Regions from separate parts of the Homo sapiens genome. Here regions 2, 3 and 4 are each linked to region 1. Evidence: chromatin loops called from intact Hi-C (ENCODE). Cell type or tissue: endothelial cell of umbilical vein. All regions are shown on one strand.

The links. Hi-C counts contacts between places; a loop is a spot of excess contacts. Peaks named below come from ENCODE experiments on the same cell type or tissue, not always from the same donor. Only the 100,000 strongest peaks of a DNase experiment are listed, where the experiment ranks them.
Region 2: a loop joins it to region 1, with 5 times the contacts of the local background. A loop is called at or near these places in 6 of 110 quality-filtered maps.
Region 3: it touches region 1 in a loop (8-fold over the local background); 11 of 110 quality-filtered maps call a loop at or near these places.
Region 4: it touches region 1 in a loop (5-fold over the local background); 3 of 110 quality-filtered maps call a loop at or near these places.

What each region holds. Positions count from the first base shown.
Region 1 is chr6:84,761,622-84,769,621 of GRCh38, reverse strand. It overlaps TBX18 (T-box transcription factor 18), which reads left to right and starts at 5,024. Exons shown (of 8, transcript NM_001080508.3): 1 at 5,024-5,732; 2 at 6,874-7,078. The coding sequence starts at 5,441. LOC124901353 (a long non-coding RNA gene) reads right to left here and starts at 7,281. Exons shown (of 2, transcript XR_007059666.1): 1 at 7,136-7,281; 2 at 1-368. RefSeq lists enhancers at 4,817-5,111, 5,123-5,706, 5,707-6,291. In endothelial cell of umbilical vein, a CTCF peak has its summit at 6,789 (motif pointing right); DNase peaks (open chromatin) are centred at 4,871, 6,011, 6,551, 6,791 and 1 weaker place; H3K4me3 peaks cover 4,079 bases; H3K27ac peaks cover 3,581 bases; H3K27me3 peaks cover 2,675 bases.
Region 2 is chr6:84,572,219-84,580,218 of GRCh38, reverse strand. No RefSeq gene overlaps it. Among named protein-coding and RNA genes, the nearest start is that of LINC01611, 100 kb to the right of the region's middle. In endothelial cell of umbilical vein, no CTCF peak of the experiment used is centred here; a DNase peak (open chromatin) is centred at 4,718; H3K27ac peaks cover 1,461 bases.
Region 3 is chr6:85,319,338-85,327,337 of GRCh38, reverse strand. No RefSeq gene overlaps it. Among named protein-coding and RNA genes, the nearest start is that of LINC02535, 81 kb to the left of the region's middle. In endothelial cell of umbilical vein, a CTCF peak has its summit at 3,703 (motif pointing right); a DNase peak (open chromatin) is centred at 3,727; H3K27me3 peaks cover 140 bases.
Region 4 is chr6:84,648,963-84,656,962 of GRCh38, reverse strand. No RefSeq gene overlaps it. Among named protein-coding and RNA genes, the nearest start is that of TBX18-AS1, 36 kb to the left of the region's middle. In endothelial cell of umbilical vein, no CTCF peak of the experiment used is centred here; DNase peaks (open chromatin) are centred at 3,602 and 4,402; H3K27ac peaks cover 3,228 bases.

The sequences.
Region 1 (8,000 bases):
CATCTGGGTGTTAATTTCAGTACTTCCTTCAAGCCATCTTACATGTCACATATTAGTGATAAAGACAAGTGTGGCCTTCTTGAACATTTCTGTTACTGATCCCTCAACACTGTAGTTTTGTGGGAGGAGTGTGAGTCAATAAATGAGGGAGATAGGGCAGCGGTTTTTCACCCACGGGGTGAAAAAAAATAATTGCAGTGTTGTTTGGAGGTAGAGCAGATACTGCTGGAGATACACCAAGCATGAATACGGAAGCTCATTTTCCCAGAGGGTGAATTTTCTTCTGGACGCATCACAGATTCATTACTTCCTCAATGTCCCTCGACTTGGTGGGCCAGAAGACCCCTTCTCCCCTTCCTTTCTCCAAGCTGGAAAACGGGGGGGCGGGGGGGTGGAGAGAGAGAGGAATGAAGACAAGCTTACCCTGGGAGTATACTCTCATTTGACACTCCAGAAACCGAGCACCTCCCTGGAGCCCCAATGAGAAACGATCATTGATTTTAAAAAATCAGCGCTTAAAGAGATACTCCGCGGGCTCAGACCTGATTCTGATTCTTCTACCTGAGAACTGCGGAGTTGTTCCGTGGGCTGCACAGGTCCTTTGTAGAGGGCTTCAGTCTCAGCTAATCGGAATTGAGAAGGACGAATTGTTGGGGGAAGAATGGAAAACAGTCGCCAACAAGTGGGGAGGCGATGTCTGTGCGTGCAAGTCAGCCACAGGAGTGAGCAGGGAGGAATTGCAGCTCCGGATCGCTTTGTTCACGGGGCCTGGGTTTGCATCTGCAGCACCAGACCCGGCAGAGAAATCCGCAAGAGTGCAGTCCTTGAGCCCTGGGACGCCTGAATTTACTACCGTAGGCTTTATAAACTTGTACAAGATAAAATATTTTCATTAACGCAGATCCGAAGGAGAGGCGAGAAGAAAAGTATGTGCAAAGAGAAGAAAGAGAGTGGGAAAGAGTAGGGACAGGAATCGCGGAAAGGGGAAGCCCTAGCCCATTTGTGCGGCGCTGCCTGGTGACTCAGCGTAGGCTGATGTTCACGGTCTCCAATTAGGCTATGGCTCCTTCCCAGATTAAACTATAGAGGAACGCAGCCAAATAAGTACCCCTCTTGGTGTTTGGATTTGGCCGTTGCCCACCCATACTCTCCGTCCCATTTCTGCTTCTAGCTCACTTCATCTTTTACTAATAATAAACTTCTCTATGTGTGGCAAAGAAGTCTGGGTCCGGATTATTTGGAGACTCGGGGACCATTTGATGTGCCCTGAGATCAGGGGCAAAGAACAGATTCTTGTCTGAACAGACTCAGGGCTTACCTTATCGAGTCTGAGAAATTAAATATAGGGGTTAAATACAGCGAGTGTCAAGTGTAAAAGAAAAAAAATCAATCTTTCGAAGGAATGAAGACCGGACGCATAGAGCTTTAACAATTATAACTTAAAAAAGAAACAATTGTTTATAAATAAAATGTAAGTATCTTATAAATCAGGTAAGATGAAATAGCAAACTATACACAACTGGCCATGTATCAATGCTATGTAAACAGGCTCCAGGCTAAAAAGCAGAGTGGAAGCCGACAGAGAATGAGTTTAAAACAACAACAACAAAAAAGCACTATTTCGGAACTGTCCAATTTTAAACTGCACCAAGAAAAATAAAGAAGAGACCGGATATGCTTTTTAAAAGTCCATCTCCCGCCCCTGCACGCCCCCTCCCACCAGTTAGTGTTGCTGTCCGGCAGGACATGGATTCCACTGTATATCGTTGTCCCAGATCTGGGAGCTCAAGGATCTTTTGCCCTTCTCTCTCTCCCCAAGTCCTTGAGACTAATTCATTCTGACAATATTCTCCTCTGGCTGACTTTTATTTAACATAGAATCCGGCTGGTCTTGAGAGAGGCCTGACAGTTTATTTCAGTTTTGTTTCCTCAATGTAGCTCAATACTGGGAAAAGACATTTTAATCTCCTAAAGCAACAGAAGACACACATTCTCAGGTACTTAGACCCCAACTGCCAACAGACACATTTACACTTGAGCAGGTGCACATGCTCACGCACACATGCAAACACAGACACGTGCACACGCGCGACCGGACATTGCGATTACGCGCCCTGTCCCCGCTTTCTTTGCTCTCTTGACTTGCAAAGTGCGAGGGCCTGGCGCTCTCCTCGAAAGGGCATGCCGCGCTGTTGGTAAAAGGCCTTGCTAGGACGAGGCTTTGCTGTCACTCGTCACTCTCAAGGCTGCCACTCCGCCCAGCCAACTCGGAATGTCTTTCCCTCCCATGCCCAAGAGAGATTCGACGCCCCTTCTCCAGGAGCCGAGGTTGGAGTGGGCTGCAGTCTGTGACACACTGCCCCTCGGGACCTGGGTTAGCTGGTCCTGCCCAATCCAGTAGCCTGAGCCGAACTTAACGCAAGTTGGAGGCGGCGGCAGCAGTGGTGCGGCTCTACTGCTATGATTCTCCTTAGCCAGTAGCAGGACTAGGGGGCAAACGCCTTGTCCTGTCCTCGGCGCCCTACTCACACTTGAATTATTTCTAAGGGCCACGTTCTAGAAACATCGTGGATGTAGACGAGGCTCTGCTTTCCAGCCTTTCGGCAATGCGGACACCAGTCCCCGGGTTTCCCCGCCTGCTGGGGTCTGCTGCCCAGGGTGAAGGCGAAAGACATAAAGAAATGGCAGAGGAAAAGAAGAGGGCGTGAGGCTGTATGATCCCGAGAGCGCCTTGCAGGCCTGTGTATCCCTTTCTAAATCAGTTTGAGCTGCAGGACATATACAGGGAGAACTCCTTTGCGGAACAGGCTTTGCGTCAGCAAACAGTGTTTGTCCCTGGCAGTTTCTCCCAGGGTAGGGGCTCCCACTACCCCTGCTGAGCCCCAGCAGGCCCGAGGGCTCCGACGACTACACCCCTGGGCAGCAGCAGAGTCTCCAAAGCTGTAAGGACCGCTCGGAGAAGCACCGGGTAGCTCCCTTCTTGGGGTCCCCGAGAGCCTGGGATTGGGGCGGGGCACCTCAGCTGAACGGAACTTCTTCTGGCGTCTACTCCAGCTAAGTTAGCTCCCGCCTTGTCCCACTCCCACTCCCGGCCCAAACTCTCTAGGCGGCCTCTTAGCTCTCCCTGCCGGCGCCTGCCTTCGGCTAAGCTTCAGAAATGGGATTTGCGCTTCTTTTTAATGATGTAATACCGGCCTAGGGTACCCCGGAGCTTGGAGACCCACTAGGGACCACACAGCTCTAAACCGGTCGCAAAGCCTTCATTTTGTAAAATGCAAAACACCTCCTCCCAACTGAGTTTGTTTCTCAGGCGTCTAAAAGAGGCTTCCTCCGCAAGGATATTACAAAATCATTTTTGACCTCAAGGCTGCCAGGTTTGGCTGGGCGGCTTGCTCGTGCCTCTGCTCATCGCCTGCCAGGTTCCTACTCCCGCTGTGGTGTCCGGCCTCCAGGAACCGCGCGTTCTCTTCTACAATAAAAGGATCAGTCTCAGTGGCGGATCTACCCCCAAATGCTACTCTACTGAAAGTTTACAGAGAAGTCAGAGATAAAAGGGCAGCCAACGGTTGCGGAGATTGAATTAAACGAGGGACGAGGGAGAGGAAAAAATTCCTTTGTCATATATATATATATATATATACACACACACACATATGGAGACAGAGAGAGAGACAGAGACGGAGTCTTGCTGCGTCGCCAGGCTGGAGTACAGTAGCGCGATCTGGGCTCACTGCAACCTCCGCCTCCCGAGTTCAAGCGATTCTCCTGCCTCAGCCTCCCGAGTAGCTGGGACTACAGGCGTGCACCACCACGCCCAGCTACTATTTGTATTTATTTATTTATTTAGTAGAGACGGGGGTTTCACCATGTTGGCCAGGATGGTCTCGATCTCTTGACCTCGTGATCCGCCCGCGTAGGCCTCTCAAAGTGCTGGGAATACAGGCGTGAGCCACCGCGCCCGGCCTGCCGTGTATTTTATACAAAAGATGGAGTAATATGCACGATTAATTTTATTCCACAAGAGATTTGCTCTATTTATACCAAACATATATATATATATTTGTTAATCCTAACAAAAAGTCGAGTTGAAACTACAAAACAAATTGTACAAATATATATGTTTGGTGTCATTTAATTAAAAAGCACTGATTTTATTAAATTTGTTTTAAATACATCAATGGACTCCTTAAAAGCCTGAAGTAACGATTGTAAATTGTCAACAGTAGGACAAATATAAACTTACTTAAATCACAGAGAAGTTTTTCAAATGGGGAATTTTATTGCGTCTTCATACTTATTTCATTTTGCGAAGTTTTAAGGGGTTTTAAAGTTGTCCATATCGTTAAAGACGTACAGAATGAAAATCCCATGACCTACGTTTTAAAATAACTACCACTCTTTGAAAGAAAAGGTGGGCTGCGGAAAGGGCGTGCTTTTTCTGACATTTATATGACGGACTGAGCGTTAACGTAACATTTTGCACTCCTAAAGGATTTACATATTTCTTAACCTGGTATCCCCTAAGAAAAAAATCACGGAGTAAAGTTTAAATAAGCCTAAGCCATATCTGGCGCAGACTGAGTGCAGGAACATTTAAATGAGAAAGGAGGGGCCTGCGAATTCTTCCCAGCTTCCCAATATTCTGAGTTGTAGCAACATTAAGCGATACGGAAGTGGGACGGCAATTTACGGAACCTTGAAAGATTCCTGATTTTCTAACTTGTTGAACGTCTAGTTTAAAGCCGGGAACTTCCGCCTTTCCAGGTCCTGGTGAGGAAAGCTGGAGACTACGGGGCTGGACTCAGCTACGGACGTCAGAGAGACAGAGTTCAGCGTCCGTGTGGCTGGCACATCCAAGCCAGACAGCGGCGCTTTTCACTCCTGGTTTTTCGCTACCTTGTAAGGAAGTGGGCGCGGGCTGCGCGGAGTCGGCGCCTCCTGATTGGCCGGCCGTCTGGGTGATGGACAGGGACCCGGGCTCCGCCCCCGCCGCTTTATTGACACTAATGAGCAAGTTCTTCCCACCGCTCTCCTGCCTGGAAGTGCTGACAGATCAAGGCAACAAATTTCAATTACAATCCCTAATTTGTGTCCACAGAGTGTTTTTTACCCATGTTAGTCCTCTCTGGCGCATCAGTTGAGGCAGACCTCGGAGCAGCAGGAGGAGGTGGAAGGGGTGGGAGCAAAGGAGTGCATCAGTGAGAGAGCGCGCGAGAGAGACCCAGGAAAGGAGACTTGGCCGGCGCGTCGCCGGTTCCTGGATCCCAACACAAGCGAGAAAGCGGAAACGCCAAATCTGTTTTTTGCCCGCGGTGGGGAAGGGGGCAGATCTCGGGAGGCCCCGAGAGCCTTTTAGTTTTTGGTGGGGGAAGAGCGAGAGCGCGCGTGTGCCCGCGTGAGTGTATATGAGAGAGGGGCGGGCGGGCGCGGGGCGGGGGGGATGGCCGAGAAGCGAAGGGGCTCGCCGTGCAGCATGCTAAGCCTCAAGGCGCACGCTTTCTCGGTGGAGGCGCTGATCGGCGCCGAGAAGCAGCAACAGCTTCAGAAGAAGCGGCGAAAACTGGGCGCCGAAGAGGCGGCGGGGGCCGTGGACGACGGAGGCTGCAGCCGCGGCGGCGGCGCGGGCGAAAAGGGTTCTTCTGAGGGAGACGAAGGCGCTGCGCTCCCGCCGCCGGCTGGGGCGACGTCTGGGCCGGCTCGGAGTGGCGCAGACCTGGAGCGCGGAGCCGCGGGTGAGTGGGCCCCTTCCTGCCTATAACTTCTCTCCGGCGCGAACCTGAACTTCTGCGAGTCTGTGGGTGTGCGTGCGCGCCGCGTCCCTACATGGCCAAGGCCACTCAGCCACTAGCGCATTGGCCGTGTCAGTCGCAAAGCTCGCCGCGCAACCTGGTCACCCTCCAGACGGTTCAGATACTGCTTCCAGGCTCGCCTCGCGGGCGGCCGCCGCCCACTCGGCGACCCGCGCCTTCGGCCGCGGCTGTTTGCTGCGCCTAGCGGTGCAGCTCTGTGCTTCCTGCATCTGCCTCCCTTGGGGTTCCAGCCAATGGGTGCTCTTTTTTGTTTCCTAACTTTTAAAAGCACAGGGCGGGGAGGAGGGGAGCGACGGCATACCCCACCCTGAAACCGGAACGAATGCCCTAAACCGTTTGTGCAAACCAGGAAGAGGGCGGCATATTTGGAAACTTGGTTTCCCGAAGGGTAGTTGAGCGGTTCCCTTCCCTTCTCCTCTTGATTTCTCTGCCAAGGCCGACGGCGACCGCGGGCTTGCTTTTCACACTTTTCTCTGCTGGGCTGGAAGCGCAGGGCGCCGGGAGTTTGGCGAAAGCGGGGTCTGAAGAGCCTTCTAGAAGATGCCTCCGGCCCGGCCCAAAAGAAGGCCCAAAGCGAGGCGCCGCAGACGCTTATGGCTTAAGGAGGCCCAGGCTCTTGGGACCAGAGTCCGGGCGCTTTTGCTGCTTGCGCTTCGAGGCGCAGGTTGCGTCGGAGTTTGCACTGGGGACTCTGGACCCGGGAGCTCCTCTGACTCCGTCGGGCAAGCGTCCCAGACCCCGGCGGCGGCGTGAAGCCTTTTCTGCTGGGGCCTTGGCCCTGCGGAGGCCCAGCGGGTGGGGTGGACGCTGCCCGCGCGCCTCTCCCGGGCTTGGGACTTGGGGACCAAGCAGGCCACACTGGAGCTCTGAATGCGCCCCTTCGACAGGCAGAATGTGGGTGTCTATCGACTGGCTTGTTCTTTAGGAGGACCTGATGGCACCAAAGCTTCCCCTTTTCTCCCGGTCATTTTCCTCTTCTCAGCCACCAGGTGGGCCCGTCTCCGCGGCTGGCTTCCCCTCTGTTTCCCTCACCAGTTCCCTTTCTCTGTCCTTTGCTGTCCAGGCGGCTGTGAGGACGGCTTCCAGCAGGGAGCTTCCCCTCTGGCGTCACCGGGAGGCTCCCCCAAGGGGTCTCCGGCGCGCTCCCTGGCCCGGCCCGGGACCCCTCTGCCCTCGCCGCAGGCCCCGCGGGTGGATCTGCAGGGAGCCGAGCTCTGGAAGCGCTTTCATGAGATAGGCACTGAGATGATCATCACCAAGGCCGGCAGGTAATGGGCAAGCTGGCGTGGACGCCCCTCCCTACCCCAGACCCTGTCTTCACTCACCTCTAGCTCAATCAGGAAGAAGGGCCTGCAGCTCGGTGGGGGTTCTGGATAGCATTTTCGGTCAAACGGGACCAGGCCCCAGACCGTGGTTCACTTTGGAGGCTAGCTTTGGCTACCCACCACTAGTGCAGTCGGTGCACAGTCCAACTGCCCTCTGGTTGAATGCCAGGGAGAAAATTACTGTCGCCGCTGATGCCACAGCTGTCGCGGTTGATGTTCTGCGTTCAGGGCGGTTATAAATTTGAGGTCATATTTACCCTTGTCCAGGTATTTATTTAGGCTCTAGTTGTCAGTTCTGGAACTAGGAAACATTCTTTTTTTTTTCCTTTCTCTTTTATTTTTAAACAGCAGTTTACTCCAGTAAACTATGATTTGCTTTTTCAGATTTGAAACTCCCAGGCAGATTGGTTCTTTATCAGAAGATATCCTGGCAATTTGATAAGATGATCTGTCCTGCTATTTCATATTAGACTAGGAGGAAAAGTCACTGGACTCACCCACAATACATGTTTAATCATGTATAGGTGCAAGAATAATTACCCTGATTTTTAAAAAGCATCCTGTTTATAGATTTAGAGTACCTGGTTATTTATTTATTTATTTTTGTCCTAAATGGAATCCAACACAGCCTGAATTTGCTGAGGAATACTTAAAAATTTTTTATAAAAAGGTACATCGGTTTTTTAAAAAGTGTGAAATTTTCCCATCCATTGGTTAGTAAAATAAATGGATTTGTTGGGCAGATCATATTAATTTGAGGTAGGCACATGAATATTTGCATTTTAAAGTTTTCAGTTTATTTAGTGCAGTGAAATCTATGAATAATAAGCTTCCTTAAACGGAACTTTAGAAAGCACACACAACT
Region 2 (8,000 bases), 190 kb after region 1:
GGTTTCACCTGTAGCTAAGTTGTCAGGGTCATGCACGTCCAAGATCATGGTGGATGAAAAAGAGATTGTGGTACAGGTTTTGAAAGCCAAGTCTAGAAGGACATGCACCACCCCCTGCTTTCCCTTCATTGGCCAGAGTTGACCACATGGTCAGGAAATGAGCTACCCATGTATCCAGGAGGAACAAAGAAATCGTTTGCTGTACTTGTAGCATTGTGTCTGCCATACTTTACAAGTTAATTTGTTTTCCCAAAACAAAGCCATGATATAAATGTATTATTTTCATAGAAAATACTGATTGTGATTTGAGTGAAAGTAGATATTTCCACAATAATGTATGTAACTGAATAAGAATGCGAGCAGTAAATTTCATCTTCTTATCTTGGGGTTTTAAAGTTTTTAAAAGTGTTGGCCATTGTATTAGTTTGTTTTCACACTATTGATAAAGACATGCCTGAGACTGGGAATAAAAAAGAGGTTTAAATGGACTTATAGTTCCACATAGCTGGGGAGGCCTCACAATAATGATGGAAGGCAAGGAGGAGCAAGTCACATCTTACATGGATGGCGGCAGGCAAAAAGAGAATGTACCAGCAGCAGAAATGCCAGATGCTTATAAAACTATCATATCTCATAAGAAATCACTCTCTAGCACAAGTACAGTATGGGGGAAACTGTCCCCCCATGATTCAATTATCTCCACCTGGCCCTGCCCTTAACACAAGGTGATTATTACAATTCAACATGAGATTTGGGTAGGGACACAGAGCCAAAACATATCAGTCATGTTAACACAGCAACAAGTGAAGGGGAGGCTTGGCAGTTATTAGTTAATGCAGGTATTTAGAAAGACACATGGCCAAACTGGATAATTTGGGTTGTGGACCCCCCTGAAATATCGTCTTGAGTTATCTCTATCACCTAAATTAAACAGACAATTGCTGTATTATCTTTGCACTTTGTGTTCAGTAATCATAGGATAGAGAGAGTAAAGAATGTCTTAAATTCCAGTACACATTTGGAGCTATTTTTCTAATAAATCATTTAGGATTGATTCAACTATTTCACTCCAATAGAAACTATTTCTTTGAAATGGAAGCTGTTGGGTATTTTTTGTTTTTAAAAAGGGGGAAACAATTTAGTTACATGTACAGAATTAATCATTTATTATTTTTTCAATAATGCTATTTATCTCATGAATGATGTACTTATTTGTTGGTTATTTTAAGCCATGGAAAGTTTTTCTTGACCTTTCAATAGTTATAATAATAAACATGCAGTAAGCACTTACTATATGCAATTAAGCACATGTTTTATTTTGGCATACATTTTCATAAATTATTTCTAAACCAAATTAATAGTCTGAATAAGTCAAACCCAATTCTATTTTCTGTCTGACTTATATTCAAAAAACTTTTACATATAGTTAAATGTTTATTTATTCACTCACTGAAAAAGCATTTCACGTGTGATTACTGGGTATTAAATCCAGTAATGGTCAATGTGAGAAAGCAAGAAAAGTAGTCCTTATTCTTGAGAGGCTTAGTTTCAGAAAATCTCAGAACTAGAGGATCAAAACTAAAAAGCCCCATTTGTAGTCCCAAATTACCCATTATTCCATAGTGTTGACTGGCATTGAAAATACTTAATTTCCAGTTCAAATTTGGGATAACTTAGCATTAACTTTGGAAACATAATTTTAAGCAAGTTAGTTGACCAAATTGTGTCCAGGAACATTCAAAATAAGCAGAACAAAACTTAAAAATTCTCACTGGGAAAAAATTGTTTCTAGTTTTCTCATAAGAATTTCCACATTGCCAAAACACATTGCAATAAACAACTCCTACAACTTTCAAGAATCCATTCACTTGGGCTATTTTTCTCATATAAAAGTTATTTGTGCTTTGTGTTTCAAAATATATTCTTTCCAGTATAATTTTAAAGACAAAAATCATTCTGCATTTATTGCTATATGCTGAAAACACAAAAGTGTTATAGAATAAGTTGGCAATGTCCTCTGAAAGAACTACAGTTATAAATAACTTCATGATAGGGATACGTTCTGAGAAATGTGTTAGGTAATTTGATTACGTGAAAATCATAGTGTACTTACAGAAAGCTAGATGGTATAGCCTACTACACACCTAGGCTACATGGTACAGCCTATTGCTCCTAGGCTACACAGTATAGCCTATTGCTTCTAAACCACAAACCTGTACAGCATTTACTCTACTGAATACTGTAGGCAATTGTAACACAATGGTAAGCATTTGTATACTGAAACATAGAAAATGTACAGTAAAAATACAGGATTAAAAATATCATGGGACTACCATCATGTACATGGTCCATCATTGATCAAAACATTGTCATGTGGAACATGACTGTATTATAACAATTATGCCTGGCTACTACTCACGACAATTTACAAATTAGTAGATTATTTTCCAGGAATAATGATTTTGTTATAAACCTAATGGTTGGTAATGTCAAGAGGGCCCAATAAATTCAAGCATTGATTTTCCAAATTCATGACAATGATAAGTAAAACTTTGAAAAAGAAAATTAAGGCTGGGCGCAGTGGCTCACACCTGTAATCCCAGCACTTTGGGAGGCCGAGGCAGGCAGATCACGAGGTCAGGAGATCGAGACCATCCTGGCTAACATGGTGAAACCCCGTTTCTACTAAAAATACAAAAAATTAGCCGGGCGCCCGTAGTCCCAGTTACTAGAGAGGCTGAGGCAGGAGAATGGCGTGAACCCAGGAGGCGGAGCTTGCAGTGAGCGGAGATCTTGCCACTGCAGTCAAGCCTGAGCGAAAGAGCTCTCAAAAAAAAAAAAAAGAAAAGAAAAGAAAAGAAAAGAAAAATTAAAAAATACATAGGTTGACTCAAATATAAAACCAATATCACTGCGGATCAGAAATGGAACAATGTACCAAGTATGGAGCAGATAAGCCAAGAAATTTCAACCAGTGTTGACTAGGGGAGTTTAACCAATGTTGGCTAAAAGGAACCAAAACTGCTTCAAGTAAGAGAAGGACAGAGCCCAGTCCACTGATTGAAGCCAGGGCCTGGAAGCGCAGAGCATAAGCCACGGCCCCTTCCCCAACTCTGTTTCATGAAAGGACATAGAAAAAAAAAAGCCAATTACTGTTTGGAGCTATCTATGGCTTAGAACAGTCCCAGGCAGTGAAAGGTCAACACATATTAGACATCATCCTATAAACAGGAATTGAACTAAATGGCCTACTAGCTTGGTTACTCAGTCTGCTATATCTCCAATGTTACCATGGGCCAAAAGCCTGGACATGCCACCACAAGATCTGATTCTGGACAGGTCTCTAGAGAGGCCAATGGAGGTGGAGAAATATTAGTAGGGAAAAAGGGAAACACATAATAACAAGGAATGCTTCACCAGGAATATGTTAAAATTATGTACCCTATATATACCATTGAGCTCTATAAAACAAAACAGAATCATAAGGAGATGTTGACAAATTCATAGATGTAGAAATTTTAATATTTTTTGCTTTGTAGCACACATATGTCACATCAAGATATCTAGAATATTTGCTAATTCCTCATCACTGGGTTCAATCAGCATGATGTCATCAGTATAGATGATCAGCATAATGTCCTGCATGATAGATGATGCCATAGAGATGGACAGATTATGAAAAACAGTAAAAAACTGGCATGGCTCTTAGATGAAACTGCGGAGGGTGCTGCTGTGCCTGGTAGTTGAAAGTAAAGGGTGTCTGGTAGAATTTTTTAATAAATAAAGAGAAAAAAATTTCTCTAAATCAGTTTCTGCAAACCAAGTACCACAGCAAGGGTTGATTCTATTCAGCAGAAGACTGCATCTGGAACAGCAGCTGTAATTGGAATTACATCTTGATTAACCTTATGATAACCCATGTCATGCTCCAAGGTCCTCCTGTTTCCTACAAAGCCAAATAGGCTAGCTTAATGAAGATGTAATAAGAATTGCAAACTCTGCATTTTTAAAATTTTTGATAGTGCATTAACTTCCTCAGACATGTGGTGTTGATTTATTTACTTTTGTTATTTTGATAGAGAATGGCAGCTTTAGAGGCTTCTGCTTGGACCTTCTACCAGAATAGCCATTTCTCTGCACATCTAGCAACTAATATGGGCATTCTACAGGTAGCTGGGTATGTCTACTCCAGTTATGCATTCAGGCATGGAGGAAACAACCTTGGTCTGGATTTGGGACCTCTGGACAGACCCAGGCCAAAAATTCATTTGTTATTTCACCTTTTGACTATTGGACCACCATGTGATTTGTGACCCCTAGGAATTAGCAACAGTTCAGAGCCAGTATCCAGTATTCACTGAAAGTCTGAAAATGTACATTTTTTCAAAGACAAGTTACCTTGGTAAACAGCTACAGCTCACTTTGAGAAAGGCTAGGAGGAATAGTCTTGGTATAAATTTTTGGAAATGTAACTGAATTCTTCCTCAAGAAGACCCTGCCCTTTCTTCATCCAAAAGGGTCTGGCTCAGGCCTGAGAATTAAGTGAGATCATGGTTTTCCACTATGGTGATACAGAACAGGTTTCTATTTACCAGACTTAGAGTCTTTGCCACTTATTAACATCCTATAAGACTTGTACAGGCTGCCTATCTATTTCAATCAAAGGGACACCATGACCAGTTAACCACAGGAAATCTCTGTGTGAGTCAAACTATTCTAATTGTTTCTCCAGCCCTAGTACCCATTAGAGTAACCACACACACTTTGTTTCCGGTGGTTAATTGCTGCTGACATCATTGAAGAAAAGATTCAGTTATCCCCAAACAATTCAGGGAGACTTTTCAATGTCAACACCTGCTACTGTCATCCATAACCTGCACAGAAGTGTCACTATAGGGCCTTTCAAGGATGCTGGTGCTGTTTCCTAATGTACTTTTCAAAGTTTAGGTGAAAGGAATGCCTACTGGACCCACTAGAAAACAGAATTAAGCGGGGATGACCTTGTTACATCTAATATATCCATATTATTTCTAGCACTCTGCAACAGAAATGTTATAGAGAGCTGTTTTGCCTCTTTATGCTATCTATGGTTTTCTTTCTTTATAGTTTGTTAAGGAAGTTGTAGTATCTCACCCTTTATTTACTTAATATAGGCAATCATTTAATATAGCCAATCAACCCATCTGTTAGATACTAGGTCTGAAAACAGGGTAAGGTGATATGAGTTCTTGAGGATAATCCACTTCCCCTTGCAGGAAAATTAGTCTAGTGGGTGTTGTTGATACTCTTTAGATAAGAGTAGGTTAATGGCCTCAGGGGAGCAAAGGCAGCTCATAGTAACAAGGGATGCCAGTGGGATATGTGATTCAGTGATTCAAGTTACACAGCTTCACCAATATCTATCTACTCAAATGTCCCAAAATCAATCCTCAGAGTTTCACTCTATCTGAATCAATGCCATAACTTTAATATAAGAGGCATAGGAAGGTTGTAAATTCATTCAGTGTTGTGATTCGGTGACCTATGGTAGAAGGCCTTCGTTTTTAGAAATTTCAGCCATACAGCTCCAGGAAATAAGGATTCTCTCATATCATTTATAGAAGTTGTCTAGTTTTTCTGTTTGTGGTTTAAACTGTAAATTCAGTCACCAAGCTTGTCTTTTTATTTTGCATGTTCTACAGTGCAGTCATAAGTAGCCAGTCCAATGCACAGCCCTACATTTTTTTAATCCATATTTTATTTAAATGCTACATGGTTTCTCAAATCCTAAACTTCTTTAGTGATTCAACTTTGACAACTAGTGAAGAAAGTTTTTAATGTAACAGTTTTATAATACATACACAACAAGTACACAAATTATAAGCAATCATTTTGATGAACTTTCACAAAATGAGCACACTCTTGTAATCAATACCCAGGTCAAGAAACAGGACATTATCAAAACACCAGAAGCCAGTCGTGCCCTGCTTTAGTCAATAAAACATTCCAAAATAAAAACTATCTTCATTTTTAAACCTATAGGCTAGTTTTACCTATTTTTAAACTCTTTGTAAATTAAGTATACAGATTATTTTTTAATTTTCATTTTTATTTTAGATTCAGGGGTACATTTGCATGTTTGTTACAAGGGCATATAACGTATGGCTGAGGATTGGCTTCCACTGGTCCCATCACCCACATAATGAACATAGTACCTACTAGGAAATTTTTCAGCCCTTGTACCTCCTGCCTCCATCCTCCCTTTTGGAGTTCCAGTGTCTATGGTTCCCATCATTATGTCCATGTGTACCTAAAATTTAGCTTCCACTTATAAGTGAGATAATGTGATATTTGTTTTTCTGTTTCTGCATTAATTCGCTTAGGATAATAGCCTCCAGCTGTATTCATTTTGCTGCAAAGGACATGATTTCATTTTTTTGTGGCTGTGTGGTATTCCATCATGTACATGTACCACATTTTCTTTATACAGTCAACTGTTGAGGGGCACCTAGGTTAATTCCATGTCTTTGCTATTGTGAATAGAAGTATGCACATTTTAAAATCACCTTTATAGTCCTAGAATAAACACTTGTTTGATTTCCTAATTTTTTATTACTTTTGAATTTATGTTCATGAGAAAGACTGGTTTCTAGTTTCCCTATATTTTATTGTCCTTTTGAAGTTTTGGCATCACGTAAGAGGCATAGGAAGGCTTGGCATCATGGTCATGCTGTACTTACAAAATTAATTGGGAAATACTTCTGCTCTCTTTCTATTATCTCAAAGAATTTGGATCAGACTAACATTATTTCTTCCTGAAATATCTGGAAGAGCTTATCAGTGAAGCAATCTAATCCTGGAGTTTTCTTTGTAAGAAGATTTTTGTTAACAGCTTTAATAAACTGGAAACATATAAGGTATAATAAATTTCTGTCACCACAACAAATTACCACAAATTTGGTGACTTTAAACAACAGAAAATTTATTCTTTCATAGTTTTAGAGACCAGAAGCTTTCAAAATCAATGTGTCTTCATGGTCACACTTCTTCCAAAGACTTCAGGGGTCAGTCTTTGTCATTGGATTTTGGGTTTACTCAGATAATCCAAGATGATTTCATCTTGAAAGCCTTAATTTAACTGTATCTATAAAGAACCTATTTCCAAATAAGGTCACACTCACAGATTCTAAGTACACATATCTTTTGGGAGAGGCCAGCATTTAACCCACTACATAAGGCTAATCAGATTCTTCTACTTATAAATAAATATATATATATACACACATAATTTTTTAAAAAAATTTCTGCATTTCAAGATATCAAGCAAATAATTTTACAATTTTGACTCTATTCTTAGAGTTTTAGTAAGTTTTGTTTTCTAATGGAAACTTCTATTTTGGCTTAGAGTTCAAAATATATTGATAGAAAAACGTTTATTATTATCTTTTTAATGTCTATACAGTCCATACTAATGTTCCCTTCCTCTTTCTGTTGATGGTAATTTGTTTTTCCTCTCTTTTTCTTTTATTAGTCTTGCTAGAGGTTTATCAATTGTATTTATCTCTTCAATGAACCAACTATTGTCTTCAATGATTTTCTCTTCTAAATTCTTTCTGTTTTATTGATTTATATTCTTATCTATTATTTCCTTCTCTTGTTATTTAACTTTTCTGTTCTTTTTCTAACTTCTTGAGATAAAGCATAAATTATTATTTTTGATCTTTTAGAATCTTCTACTATATGCACTTAAGGCTATATATTTTCCTTAAACAACTCATTTGATACCATTCTCCCACTTTCAGTATTACATATATTAATCATCTTTGATTTCAAAACATTTTAAATTTGCGTTGCCATTTATTTTTGGATCCATGTGTTATTTAGAAATACATTATTCAATACCCAAGATAGCAGGGATTTCCTAGTTTTTTAAAATTATCTACGTATAGCTTGATTCCATTATGTTCAGAGAACATACTCTGAATGATTTTAGTCCTTTGAATTTGTTGAGGTTTGCTTTA
Region 3 (8,000 bases), 560 kb before region 1:
TGTTCGGATGTGTTCGGAGTTTCTTCCTTCTGGTGGGTTCGTGGTCTTGCTGGCTTAGGAGTGAAGCTGCAGACCTTCACGGTGAGTGTTACAGCTCTTAAGGCGGCGCGTCTGGAGTTGTTGGTTCTTCCGGGTGGGCTCGTGGTCTCGCTGGCTTCAGGTGTGAAGCTGCAGACTTTCGCGGTGAGTGTTACAGCTCATAAACGCAGTGTGGACCCAAAGAGTGAGCAGCAGCAAGATTTATTGCAAAGAGTGAAAGAACGAAGCTTCCACAGCGTGGAAGGGGACCCCAGCGGGTTGCCACTGCTGGATGGGGCAGCCTGCTTTTATTCTCTTATCTGGCCCCACCCACATCCTGCTGATTGGTAGAGCCAGGTGGCCTGTTTTGACAGGGCGATGATTGGTGCGTTTACAATCCCTGAGCTAGATACAAAGGTTCTCCACCTCCCCATCAGATTAGTTAGATACAGAGTTTCTACACACAGGTTCTCCAAGGCCCCACCAGAGCAGCTAGATACAGAGTGTCGATTGGTGCATTCACAAACCTTGAGCTAAACACAGGGTGCTGATTGGTGTGTTTACAAACCTTGAGCTAGATACAGAGTGCCGATTGGTGTATTTACAATCCCTGAGCTAGACATAAAGGTTCTCCAAGGCCCCACCAGAGCAGCTAGATACAGTGTCGATTGGTGCATTCACAAACCCTGTGCTAGACACAGGGTGCTGATTGGTGTGTTTACAGTCCCTGAGCTAGACATTAAGGTTCTTCAAGGCCCCACTAGAGCAGCTAGATACAGAGTGTCCATTGGTGCACTCACAAACCCTGAGCTAGACACAGGGTGCTGATTGGTGTGTTTACAATCCCTGAGCTAGAGATAAAGACTCTCCAGTCCCCACCAGACTCAGGAGCCCAGCTGGCTTCACCCAGTGGATCCCGCACCAGGGCTGCAGGTGGAGCTGCCTGCCAGTCCTGTGCCATGCGCTCGCACTCCTCAGCCCTTGGGCTGTCGATGGGACTGGGTGCCCTGGAGCAGGGGGCGGCATTCGTCAGGGAGGCTCCGGCTGCACAGGAACCCACGGAGCTGGGGGAAGGCTCAGGCATGGCGGGCTGCAGTCCTGAGGCCTGCCCCGTGGGAAGGCAGCTAAGGCCGGGCGATAAATCGAGCACAGCGCCGGTGGCCTAGCACTGCTGGGGGACCCAGTACACCCTCCGCAGCCGCTGGCCCGGGTGCTAGGCCCCTCACTGCCTGGGCCGGCCGGCCGCTCCGAGTGCAGGGCCCGCCAAGCCCACGCCCACCCGGAACTCCAGCTAGCCCGCAAGCGCTGCGCGCAGCCCCGGTTCCCGCTGGCGCCTCTCCCTCCACACCTCCCTGCAAGCTGAGGGAGCCGGCTCTGGCCTTGGCCAGCCCAGAAAGGGGCTCTCACAGTGCAGCAGCGGGCCGAAGGGCTCCTCAAGTGCCGCCAAAGTGGGAACCCAGGCAGAGGAGGCGCCGAGAGCAAGCGAGGGCTCTGAGGACTGCCAGCACGCTGTCACCTCTCACCATGAAAGGGTATGGAGCCATGCCAAGAAGGCAAGTGGGCCAGGTTTGCTGGAGGGGCAAGTTTGGGCTGGGGGTAAGGAGCTTTTGGAAATGAGATTACAAAGGTGAACTGGGACAAGGTCATGGAGGACCCGGTATGAGGGTTAATTGCAATATTTAGGCAGTGGTGGGATAGTGAAGTTTAAAAATAGAAGAGACCATTTTTTTCTAGAGTGCTGTGACGTGGTGTGGGATGGAGGTAAAAAGGGGAGGAGATCTGGAGCCTCGAGAGCAGCTCCATGTGGTGGGTGCTGCCATACCGAGAGAGGGGATGAAGGGGCAGCGCTTGTACAGAAGCCAAAGAGAGCCGGATGAGAAGTAGGATTGGAGAATGCTGTCAAATGGTAGAATTGACAGGATTCTACCCATCTGGGACATATGTTAAACTAGATAAAAAAGCGTTATTGGTTGAGTACCTCTTTAATTTTGCTAAGAGGAAGCTGCGTGGAGCAATGCTTTCCAGCTTTATTTCTGGGGACTGACTGGGCTCAAACTGTGGCTTGGTCACTTGTAGCTGAGTGACCTCAGGAAAGTTTCGTATCCTCTTAGTGCCTCAATTTCTTCATTTGCAACATGGGGATAATATTAGTAACCACCTCATAAGATTATCATTAAGATGAAATGAGTTACTATTTGTTAAGCAGTTAGAATTTGCCTGGCATGTAGTGAGCTCTAAATAACCATTTGTTAAAATAGCAGAAATAAATAAGTAAAATAATGTTGCAGATCACCTTGCTGAGGCATTGTCCAAGAATTCTGGGATAAAATTCTAGGAATGTTTAATGTAGAGTCACTATCAAGCACAAGAAAAATGCCTGGTGTCTGTTAAGTACCAGAAGAGATATAGGTAAGTAGATACTGCCCATATAAAAGAAGGCTCTGGCATTGGGTACATGGTGCAACATGCTAAAATGATGCAAAGATGAAGCAAAGAGCTCACTGGAATCCATAACTTCCAGCAGGTGGACGAAAACCAGAAAAATGCCCACTTTGTAGAAGACTTGGCCACTCCTCTCATTTCCCAGCACAGAAATTGACAACTCGGTTTACTGGAGGAATTTGGTCAATTGCTGGGAAGGATTTATTTGTATTTATTTATTTAGTCAATTTTATAGAAATAATGTCATAAAGACATGGATGCCTATGGCAAGGGTCACATCCAGGATCTTGCCCCTCCCTGCCTGGCAGCTGTCTTTCACATGCTTATCTCTCTGCCTGGAACCCATGCCCACTCCCACCCTCAGTAACTACTATTTGCCCTTTTGCTCTCAGTGATAATGTTAGTTCCTCAGGGAAACTCCCTCCACTCCCCTAGACTATATATCCACATGACATCGTGTACCTTTCCTTCATGTCTTTTGTCCTTGTTTGTAATTAATTTTGGGGATTATTTGTCTTCTCACTTAGACAACAAGTTCCACTAAGAGCAGGTGTTGCTTTTTCTTAACACTGTTTCCTTGGTGCCTACACAGCACCAGAACAGTGTAAGTGCTTACTAAATATTTGTTGAATATAGTGAAATATTTTTTGTTGAATGTACCCCAGCCACCTAAAGGGTCTCCTGGTTTCCTGAATTCATAGAGATTCCTTTGGAAGTAAGTGGTTGAGGTGGTTGAGCTTGACAGCTGCTTTCAGATCAAGATTGAAATTCTATGCTGTGTGTGGATGGTTGTGAGAGTCTTATTGTACACTCAAGCTCTTAGTCGATTTCCAGTCCAGGTGGCACAGAATCAGGCTTATCATCTCATGTGGGTTGTGTTTGTCCTCCTGTGGCTCTTAAGGGAACATCTCAGAGATGGCCAGTGGTGCTGCTCTATTATTTGGGCGGGGCGGAGTACTAAAAAGGGTGGGAAGAATGGAACCCCCCACCCCTCATCGATTTGCCTCACACCGTTAGTAATGGGGAAAAATGCTGTCGAGGTGTCATCAGTTCTAATGTGGCTGGCTATATTAAATGCTAGAAATAATAATGGAAGAAATGTGAGACTCTCCTTGCTGCAATGTGCGTTGCTGAGGAAATGAAGAACGTCGCATTCAAAACCTCATTTCCCTTCTTAACTACAAGGGATTTCAGCATCAAAGGGATTCATACTCAGACTTCCACCTTGTAAAAGCTTAGCCTGCAAAGCCAACCAGTAGAGGGCGCTGCTACCCTTTGTAAGAATCATTTGGGGCTCACCTGAAGATAGAGACATCTGAAATGTGGACCAAAGATCATCAAGTCTGATGTTTATGACACTCCAGTTACAAACCTGAAAAGGGAAAGCTTTATGATGGTATAATTTATGTGCTTTCTTTAAAAGTTAACAAAGCTTGTTTGTTTAAGCAATCTGTTTACCATATAAAATTGTCCTGAGTCTGAGAAAAAATCACCTTTCTGAAAGAAAGGCTGACAGGAGTGCTGGAACATGAACTTAACATGATCCAAATGCATGCATCTGTTTAGGGTCATCTGAGCTATTAGGAGTCGTAGGAGCTTGGCTAAGACTTCTCAGTGAATGTAGAAACACTGAGAAGGGAGGTCAAAAGATGATTATGATCGGGGGGTGGGGCTTTTGAGAATTATTATACTAAATGTGAAAATCTGATTTTAGCTCAGGCGAGGCCTTCAGAGAAAGCATTTAGCCAGCAGGAAGTTAAAGGGTAGCATGTGTCTTTATCTGTAGGGACATAGCTGGTTTATCCAGTTCTCTGGGATACAGTCCTTGATTTGAGGGGTCTGGGGTTTTGAAAATTGGCACCACCTGAGGAGTATGACCCTGTGCATTCCCATTCTTCAGCTGGATTTTGGGCTTCTCTCAGGGTTTTGCCTCTGACTGCAGTGGATGGTCACACCAGTAACTGCAGGCTCCACTCCATACAGCTCAAGGCCTGTCTGCTTCTGTTGCTGAAACTGAAAAAGCTGATCAACAGGGCCTCAGCTCCTTACAGTGGGGTGATGGCCCTTCCCACATCTCCAGGAGGGTCTGTCTGCTGAAGGCTGGAGGGGAGCATCCAAGCTGCCTTGATTGGTACTACAGATAACCCTCCCTAAGTCTCTCTCAGGCAATGGGGGAGTGCACAAGACATTGTCTGGGAAATGGAGAAAAAGCGTTTTCCAGGAGCCAGTCTGGAGCCAGGAATGATATGAGAGTCAAGGAAAGTAGACAGTCCTCTCCAATGCTCATTGAGGATTCTTCATTCCTGACTTAGGTTTCTGGCCACACGCATTTCCTGGGAAACATCATTCTTAGTACCTGTTTCTTTAGTGCAGGGCTATTTCTAATGCTTCAAATTCTTTCATATTAATGAAGGAAAAAAGTTTACTCCTCTGCTATTTTAAGCCAACAGAGTAGGAATTCTGGTAGAGGTTGGTGCTGCAAATTTTGAGGCTTGATCAGAAGTTTGAGTTGGGGTAGCCAAATAATGATCAATTTACTATGTTAAACAAAAGGCAAATATTTTATATCAAGCATCACTTGCAGCCTCCCTAATAAAAGATCTATGAATCTTTTTTCCTTGCAAAGAATGAAACACTCCAAAACTCCTGAGTGTTTAGGAATTTGCCTTTCCTCTCACTAGCTGCTCAGCAGCTGAAGCACTGCCAATGGTTGCATGGGGAACAACAGGAGGGGCTTGGGCTGCCTGACAGCCACACCTGTGCCTTGGCTTCAATAGACTAGAACAGGCCTCAGCTGGCTTAGGGGCCAGAACTTGGCAATGCAACACATGTGAGCTGTGGGCAGATGTTGAGTATTAAAGAGTAGAGAAAAGGGGATGATTCTGAGGAGCTGGAGTGGGATTGATTAATGGAGGTGGGGCCGACGCAAATTCAACAATCCCAGCAGACCACTGGCAGGAGAGCTGGTGTTTTAACACTTTTTGTAGGACTTCGTGGAGGTCTTTAGAAACAGGGTAAGTCCCCATGTGTCTGGAGGGTTAGTGGGAGATCTTCCCATAGGCGTGGGTGTGGATTCGATGAACCTTCAAAGTCTTTTCAACATTCTGATTCTGTGGTCAGGATTAGACAGACTCATGTGGCCACAAATGAAATAAAATAGGGATCTAATGGAATGTTTTATGTTCTGCATCTTTAGTTCCAAATGGGAGATAGTCTGTTGAGTGCTGCAAGATTGATCCTGTCCTGTTTCTACTTCAAAAGCTGATTAGAATTGATTCTCTTCATCTTGGCCTTAACATTCTACTTTAAATAAACGTAGAAACGTATTCTGAATCTCTCTGAAAAACCCAAAGCAAAGGACCTGAGAGAATGTACCATTCTAGGGTATTGCAAATGTACTTACTTGAATCCATTTATTTAATGCCTCCTGGCACCCAATTCCACCAAGGTAGTTTGGTTTTTCTGTTAACATTAAAAATTCACCCCAAAAGAACTAACAAACCCAAAATCCAAGTGTCTTACAGAAACTGTCTTTTTCTTTGTAGGTGCTTCTTGCTTGAAACAAGAGGATCTTGTGGCTTGATAAAATGTTTGGAATACCCAAGGAGGGCCTCCTTTTGAAGGCTTATGCAGTGCAGCCTCTCTCAAGATCTCAGTTTACTCAGAGAAGAAAGGTGAACTGCATTTGTTCCAAGTAAAATATACATCTGTATTATTCACCATCACACCCCTATTCCATTACAAACAAATACTGACCTTGTTCTTCTGATGTGAAGCCAGAGGGAGTGTGAAATATAGCAAGGAGAACAGTCTGATGCAGAAATATGAAAGTTCCAAGCAACAGAAACGCGGTATTTAAAAGGAGTAGAGAAGGGCCCCAACTTGGTCTTTCTAATTCCTTCTCTGCAGCTGACCCTGGGGAAAGTAACTCAATAGTTATCAGTCGCTTTGGGGAAACTGCCTACATTAGTTCAGATTGCCAGTTGGATTTTTTCACTCTAGGATCTATGTGTTGGTAGTCTCTCTGTTTTTTCTTTTGGCCTTAAGAACTTCTCTTGAGAACGCTCTGTGTGTGTGTGTGTGTGTGTGTGTGTGTGTGTACATGAACTTTTGACCTAAGTACTAGAAACCAGTTTCCATTTGGATGCCAAGCACGTTTCCTCCTTTTAGCAGGGCTGGGAGCTACCGCTTTGTGATTTCTCTCATCACGATGTTCTAGGAAAAGGCTTTTGAATGGTGGAGAAACTCAGCTAACATTACATTAGAAGAAAGACGGGGAACACAGTTTGGGAGAATATGTACAAGATATGAGATTTTGATGTTCAATGAAAACCATACCCAATGTTTTCTCTTGTAAAGTGGGGTAAGATGAGGATTAAATGAGATAATATAGTTGTTTCTCCTACAGTGCCATATACATCTTTCTAAAAAATAAATGTAATGTAGAATTTCATGCAATAAAAATGATGAGCCTTCTGGGAAAAATTTAATTGGGTGAAACACAACACCTGTATAGTCTAGTAAGGAATACTCTTCTAAAACCCTAATAAAAGCTTTAAAAATCTCAAGTCCCTTATAAAATTTAAAAAATACCATGGTACATAAGTGCTTCACCTTACAGAAAGCACAAGGTTTGCTTGGTGAGTCGTAAGTGCACAGTGGGGGCTTCTGAGTTATGGAGAAGGAGGAAAATAGTAGGACAAAATGCTATTGCACTAAAGGTGCTATGGTTTGTCCTGTTTACCTTTTACATTAATTTAAAATAGAAATGCAGAAGTTGTTGTTAGGCCATTTTCTCCTTTCTTTAAGAAGCTGCATATATGGCCTCAAGTGATATGGGAGACTGCTAGGCAGTGGGTGCTTTGCTCAGTGGGGTAATTGTTTTCAATACCTGTGGGTGCACATCAGCCCAATTATAGTGGCATATTTCCCTCTGGTGACAGTTACTGGACTTTTGTTATCATGGTCTACATCATCATCAACATTATTTATACCTTCCTCAGGCTTAATCAAGAGATGTTGCAGCTCTCATAGTTGTTCCTGCTGAATAGCTTTCTTTTATTTGAGATGTATTGTCACTGATGGCACACAATATGGATTCTGTTAGATCTCTTGTTCTTGTGCTATCACAAGTTCTCTTGTGTATTTGTAAATGTTTCAGTGTTCCAAAAAATGTTTTGTTGTTTTAAGCTTCTTCTCAAGACTTAAGGCATTCCCTTCTCATTTGCTACTTGGATTCATCTGCTCAGGATGCTTATTCCTGTTTGGGATGTTGGAGTAAATATTTTTAGCAAGAAAGTTTGAGAGGACAGCACTGTATACACACTCATAGGGCAAAGCCTGCAGGTCAAGTGGGGTAAGGGAGAAAAGATGAGGAGGTGTGTTTGTGTTTCTCCCATGGTCATTGCATTCAAGGGGTCGGCATTTCTTCATTTACTTGGTGCTGCTAGGTGGTGTAAATCATAGTCACCTTGTAAAACATTGCATATGAGCTATCATGATTTTGTGTCTTGGGGACTGTATCCCTGATTTATCTACAT
Region 4 (8,000 bases), 110 kb after region 1:
GCAGATGGCAGTTATGGGGAAAGAGAACGGTCAATTCAGTGCTTATGGTTCAGGAATGACATCATATTATTTCTTTATTTTCCATGAAACCAACAGGCATCTTCAGGAATAATAACCTTAATAAGACCCACCACAGTAACTACACGCAGTTAATGGGATTATCTCCACTTCTGTACCCAGGGGGAAACTGGGGAGCTTTTTGGGTCACCCTCTCATCTTCCAACCTGTTGTTTTTCTGGTCTCTGAAATATTTTGTTTATTGGCCTATGTGATATTTGCCTATCTGGCTCTCACCTGTGATGTAAGCCCCTTGAGATTAGGATTCACATTTTTTCTATTTTGAATTTCACCAGGTGCTCAGAGGCATAAATACTGGCATGCCAGTTTATATGGCAGTTCTTTTAGAATTTCTATATAGGTAACATATTTTACTTTTCAATTTGTATTTTAATTCTGTGCTTAGTTTAGGAGAGAATACTCCTCATAGAATCTGTCATCAATTTTGAAGCCACACTGTCACATAAACAAAACCAATTTTTCTAATCCCCAATAAAATAAACTCAAGTGCAAAAAAGTTCGGTGTGCTTCAGCTTATGCTGAAATGTATAAATACTTCTATGTCTCATAAAACACAGTGCTAGGCATTTTGTAAGCCATTTGGTTTTGGCATCATTCATTTTATTTTTAGTCTTTCATTTAGAGACAGATTTCTGAAAACTAATGCTATTATGTGATAGCTTTTATAAATCAGAGTCATGATATCACAAATCTATGGAGTTGTGAAATCTACAAAGTTCAACTGGGAGGGGTGAGTTGTATACTGACTTTTCATAACACTCTCTGGGCACCTCAGGGTTATATTCCATGTTCCCATTCTGGGCCCCACTGGGAAGGTCCTTCAGGACCGTTAATTTCATTCGTCATCTTTATAACATGCATTTTGTGAGTTTGACTGATATAAAACTTATTTTTTTCCATTTTTCTTTATTAGAAATTATGAGAGTATTTTACATACACAGGTTTATCTTGCATAATAACTGCTGGTTAGCCTTTCACTAAAGCAACTTTTGAAAGGTTGTATCATTTTCCCCTTTTCATTCAATTTTTTTCCTCGTTATAACTATTTTTCCCCAAAACTCACTTAATCATTATGATATAAGTCACGTATTCACATTATGTTTCAGGCAAAGATCCATTCACCAACTTACTTGATAACAGCAGTTTCTAATAAGAGTATCATATGGAATAAATTTGAATTGCCCTGTGTGGATGAACCCAAAGTATTTTTCTTTGCAAACATACATAAGATGAGTGGGATAAAAAGGTAGTATTTTCTATGGTTCTCTCAACCACTGTATGTGTGAGCTATTTCCATGTGTTTCAAAGCCTCCTGCTGTATAGCATCTATCTTGTTCTAAAGATGTGTTTGTGTTATAACTTGTGTGTGTGTGCATGTATGCACACGCGTGTGCCATAGGTAGATTGTTGCAGTAATGGTGCCCAGTTTCTTCAAACTTTCCTTTATCTACACCTTTGGGTGGTCTCCTTCCACTTCAGCAGAGCCTGACTGTATGACTTACTTTGGCCAATGGGAAAATAGCAAATTTAATGTAATCAGAGGCTTGAAAAGCACCTGTGCATTGGGGCTTGCCTTTCTTACTGCTTTGGAACCCTGACACCACCAGAGTGAGGAAGCCCAGGCCAGCCTCCTGGAGGAAGAGAGACACATGGAGCAGCGATAAACAATCCTAGCAGAGGTGCTCTAGACAAGTGGTTCTCAAAATGTGATCCCCAGATTAACAGCAGCAGTATCCCTTGTAAACTTGCTACAAATGCAAATTCTCCAGCCTCACCCCAATCCTACTGAATGGAAAGCTTTGGATGTAATGCCCAATAATCTATGTCTTAAGGAGCTCTCTAGGTAATCTTAATACATGTTCATGTCTGAGCATGAAGTCATAGAGCCCTCTGAGAACCACTTCTCTAGACCAACCAGACTGCCAATTGCCAAATACATAAGTGGGGCCATTCTAGACCTGGGGTAGGCAAGGCACACAGTCACAGCCATGTGTTTACATATTGCCAATGGCTGCTTTCACACTACAACAGCAGTGTTGAGTAGTTCTGACAGAGAAAACATGGCCTGAAAAGCCTAAAGTATTTACCATCTGGTACTTTATAGAAAAAGTTTGCCTACCACTGTCCTAGACCAACCACTTCCAGCTGTGTCACTGGCTAACAAGAGACATCAGCCAAGCTGACAAGGATTTTTAAAAACTAGCCCATCTAACCAACAGAATTCTGAAAATACAATAGTTTGTTGTTTTAAACCATTAAAATTTGGGATGTGTTTGTCTACATCAAAACATGCATTTTGAGTGCAAGACAACCAGGTGCCCAAATAAGGTTACCTGTCAGAAAGTTGATCACTAACTCTCACTGCCTTCTAGAAAATGGTTCCTTTGCCCTTCATCTCCAACCACCCACCCATGATCAAGGCTTCTCTTTGTTTGGTGAGTACAATAACCTTTCATCACATTTTAATGTTCAAATTATATTTATTTAATTTACAGTTATTATTATTTCTAGAAATTTAATCATTCATTTGATATATTTTGCTGTCTGTAAAAATCCTTTAGTATCTTGGATTCGAGTGGAACATATCATTTTAACCATTAAAACTAATGGAGATATTTGTGTAATTAAATGCCTTTCCCTTAGCAGTTGAGTTAGCAAAAATAAAGTTGTTAAAAATATAAAATCTTAGAAGAAATAGAAGGTGGTAGTGGTTATGTCTCTGTAGTGGGATTATGAATGCTTTTATTTTTTGTATGATTATATATTTTATTTTCTCATTTAAGTATTATTTTTAAATCAGGACTCCCACACTCCACAACAGATACTACTCATGTTACTTTTTCACTTGAATTTAGTCATGTCCTGTGTTCCGAAAAATATTGCATATATTTTACGATTTTAAATGACTAATGCCTGGGTTTATCTTTAGTACTTTATTATGTATTGAACTTGAGGTGTTTGTGGTGGGAGGAGGCCTAATTTGAGATATAAAATAGATAATTCCAAGTTGATTTCAGTCACAAAGCAGGCAACAGAAAGAACTGCCTCTTTGGTTTGGCCGTGCTATGGTCTGAATATTTGTGTCTCCCCAAAATCCATGTGTTAAAACCTGACCCCCAAGGTGATAGTGCTAAAAGGTAGAGCCCTTGGAGGTGATTAGGTCATGATTGCAGAGCCCTTGTGAATGGGATTAGTGCCCTTATAAAGGAGATTTGAGGGAGCCTTTTTGCCCTTTCCTCCATGTGAGACACATATCAGGTGCCATCTATGAGGAACGAGCTCTCACTAGACACTGAATATGCTGACTTTTTGATCCTGGACTTTTCAGTCTCCAAAACCATAAGCAATAAATTTCTCTGGTTTATAAGAACAGGTCTAAGGTATTTTGTTACAGAAGCCTGAATAGACTAAGGGAGGCCATTATACATGGCAATGATTGAGACTCTGAGACTCTGCCGTAGGGAGAAAGTGAAAAGAAAACATATTTCCTATTTGATAGTGTTCTCCAGATCCTATGAAAATAGAAAAGGAGGAAGTAGGTTTTAATGGGAATAGGAAGGTCATAAAGAAAGACATTTTGTGGGGAATGAAAGAGAAAGTTTAAGAACACTGCCAAGGTACGTTGAAAAATTCTCTTTTCTGTATCCTTTCAAATCTAGATGAGATCACCAACCAGCTGGTACTGTTTAGATGAAGAACTTGTTAGAGACAGAGATATGGGCAAAATGACCTGTTGAACCTTCCAGCCTTAGAGTTTTGTTAACATGAACTAGGAGTGTGAGATTTAACAAGTAAAGTTTTTCCTTTTGTTTCAGGTTAAATATATTGATTCCTGATTATTCAAAGATGTGCGTCAGTATTTGGGATTGGTTTGGATTTCCACTCATGGACAGATCCTAATAGTATAACCTGCAAGCATTCTGTGTGCAAGCTTTACTGGATAGATTGTTAATTGCATTTGCCAGCATGGCTCAAACGAGTCATGAATCTAATCAGAAGGCACGAGTCTATTTCAGAAAGTCCAGCTAGACCTTGTAAATTCTGGCAGCAGTAGTTGAGGTGTGATGCTAGAGGTTATATGAAAATACACTCTGTACCACTTTTAAAATGTATGAAAGTGAAAAAGAAACCATAAGTTTTTGACTAAATTAGAAAAAATATAAGTATTTTGTTCAGAGACCTATAAGATAAGGCAAGTCTACTTTGTTTTGTTAAGGCTATAGGATTTTTATGAGGCAGAAGATCTCATCAGTTTGCTAGTACCACAGATGGGGTTGCTTGGGACTGATTCAGAGAAAAATGTCTGGAATGGATCCAGATTTCAAGCGGGGGAAATAGCAGGAATTGCTTTCTTCTGACTATGTTCAGTGTTTTCAGTATAAATCACTTATCAGCCAGAGGTCCTTGTAACTTATGTACTAAGGTATTTTTTGTGTGTGGAAAAAACAGTAACAGGGGAAAAATTAACTAATCTCTTTAATAAAGCTCTGGTATTCAAAGTTCTTTTGGGCACAATTGCCAATATTTTCACCACCCAAGATGAGGTGAACTAGCAAGTCCATTGGGCCTCATGGTCTTATATTCTTACAACTGAGATGACAGCTGTCACTCACATGCAAAATCTCCTATTGCCATAATATCCCCTGTGTTATCACTGTGCTTGAAAATAAACAAATTCCAAACTGGAAGGGTTTGGCTTAATTAATAATAAGATTTTAGGGCTTTATACTGGTGTGAAATTACCCGGGGCTATTCCAAAAACACCCTAGACACTATCCTTCTTTTTCTGGAACTGATTTTTCTCAGGATTTCTCTTTGGCAGCTACTTAGGCTAAGATTGCTTGGGTGCTCTTTGGCCTGGAGAAGTCTATGTTTTGGTTGGTCTCATCTACCAAAAAAGGCCTCTTATCTCTGAAACTATTTCAACTCTTCCCAAGAATTTAGACCTAATAGTAGGGTGTCTTCTGACGACCTTACCTAAAGTACTAGAAGGGTGAATAAATCACTGTAGCAAGTGTCTGGTAGACACAGCCACATGCTTCTTGGGAGCCAACTGCTGCAGGTATTTGTCTCTAGCTGAAAGCAAAACCAAACTTGCTGATTGGCTGGGAAAGAAGGCAGGAAGCAGATAAGAACTTGACCTCAGGCTTGGTGTCCAGGAAGGGCCTTCATGATGGTGCCACACTGCTCTGAATGTTTCAGCTGATGGTAGGCATTTAGTCCTTGGCAGGTGTTCACCTACCCAGGCAAAACAAATCCCAGTGTCAGCTCTCTTTTGCATTGCATGCTGAAAAGTACTGTAGTAGATTTCACAGGAGGACTCTGTTCTCTGAACTGTAAAGAATAATTGGAATTATCTTAGGGGGAAGAAAAAAGAGAGGCCCTGAGAAAGAAGTTCATGAAAATGGAAGTGCTAGTTCTAGAAGAAATCTCAAATCTTATGTTTTGTTTAATATGCCATACTTGCCTCATAATGGGTGGAGAGTAGAACTGTGGCCCAGGTAGACATGACGTCCTCCTCATCATAGGAATTGTTTTTTAAACATCCCCTATTTGCAAGGAACTTTGGTAACAGAAAGTTGTGAGAACCAGTCCCAGTTCTCAAGGAAACAGACTAGAGGAGGATGGCTAACAACAGTGGAAGCTGGAAGGAAAAATGGAATTGGACAAGGCAGGAATCGGTGAGCTCTTAATATGTGAGACCATGTTTCTCTCAAGCAGAGAGAAGGCAGTTTAAGTGTGAGTTTAAAAAGTGCCCATAAAACTTATGGTTTTATTCTTTGTTTTATTCTGCCTTTAATTTTAAGGAAAATTACCTGTGTGGACTATGATGGCAGAGAAAGGTGATTATTGATTCATTTACTGAATAACCCTTTGGTTTTCACATTTGAGTGGTGTTAGAATAGGAAAATAGAACAAAGTCCACATAACCTGACTTAGTTTTCAGGAATCTGTTATTAGAATATTTGAGTTTAACTGGCTTATGCAATTAATTTCCTCTGCTTTTAATGACTTAAAAATTCTTCAGATGCACTGTCTTTTACATTTTTATTCTCGATGACATACTGTATTACATTGGTCTACTCTAAATCCCATCTGGACTGAGTCAAGAGGGGTTCCATATGAGTGGATCAATTATTCATTACATATTGAAAATGGCTACTTTATATGAATGCTGCAGCCCTATAAGTCCTGCATAAAATTTAAATGATTCTATTGACTCCTAATTAGCAATTACTTTTATCAAAAGGAGGATTACAAAAGATATATGCTATAGTCTGAATGTTTGCATTCCTCCGTTATTTATATGTTGAAAGCTAATCAGAAATGTGGGTGGTAGGGCCTTTGGAAGGTGATTAGGTCATGAGGGTGGAGCCCTCATTAATGGAATTAGTGTCCTTATAACAAAGGCCCCAGGCAGCTGCCTTGTTGTTTTCCACTATGTGAGGACACAGTGAGAAGACACCATCTGTGAACTAGGAAGCAGGCCCTCCCCAGACACTGAATCTGCTAGCAGCTTGATCTTGTACTTTTTAGACTCCAGAACTGAGAGAAAGAAATTTCTGTTGTTTGTAAGCTATCAAACAGGCTGACAATGAGCAACTAATTATATCTTGATAAACTGTGGAGTGTTCTTCACAGGCTGTCTATCTCCTAATTCTGTTTCAATCTTTATGTATTAAATAGAGTGACTTCAGTAGGACAAGGTAATGCTCATGCAGGCATATCAGTTAGAGTTTGATAAGGGAAATAGGACAACTCTGAGTGACAGAGAATTAGAAATTCATTATAGAGAATAGAGCTCATGCAATCATGGGAGATGGTGAAGAATAGCATGGAAAACAATTGCCTTGGCATCTGGTGTGGGCCTAACATCACTGCAGGCCAGCAGGGCCATCTGTTGGGACAAAAATCCAGATGTGAAGTGGAGGAGAGCAAGGAAATTCTGGAACCAGTGAAGACAAACTAGATATTTTTCAGGCAAATTGGAATCTGTACCCATCTCTCACCACTGCTGTCTTAGTCTGCTTGGGCTGCTATAACAAAATACCACAGACTGAGTAGTTTATAAACAGCAATATATTCCTACAGACCAGAAGGCTGGGAAGTCCAGTTCAAGGTCCCAACAATTGGGTGTCTGGTGAGGGGCCCATTCCTGGTTCATAGGTGGCAACTTCTCTTTGTGTATGCACATGGTAGAAGAAAAAAAGGCAGCTCTCTGGGGTCTCTTTCATAAGGGCAGTAATACCATTCACAAGCGTTCCACCCTCATGATCTATTTCCTTCCTTAAGGCCCCATTCCTAATATCATCTTCTTGGGGTATTAGGGGTGAGAATTCTTTATGGGTTAGAATTCCAACATATGAATTTTGTGGGGAAACAAACATTCAGACACTGCCAACCTTCAACCTCCATGCCTAGGAGGCTTGCAGAAGAAGCCAGTGCTCTTCACCGTGCAGCTGTACATGCGGTGGGCCCGTAACTTGGATAAATTGTAGGAGGATATTCAGCAGGGGGAACCGTGGGCCTGGCTGCTGCCCCAACATGACAAGGTGAACAAGCACACGGGTGACAACAGAGGCAAGTTACAACAGCATGTGGCTCTCCCCTAACCTTCAGGGTGTAACACCTGTTGCACTTTCATCTTCCAAATCTGCTGCAAAAGTCTCTTGTGGCCCTGCCTTAATGAGGACCCATATAGCATAGGAATTTGGGGACATCTAGTTACAGCTTAGCTAAATTGACCCCGTACAAAACGTCTACCATAGATTAAGAATGTCTTGTGAAGACGCAGTGACTCATTTATATGTTTTGGTGAAGAGGTCAAAGCTAAACACATGTACAAACATGTAAACTTGCTGTTCTCACTAAATGTCAGTCATAGTGAAAGAATAACTGATTTTAGTAGACATGTGTTAATG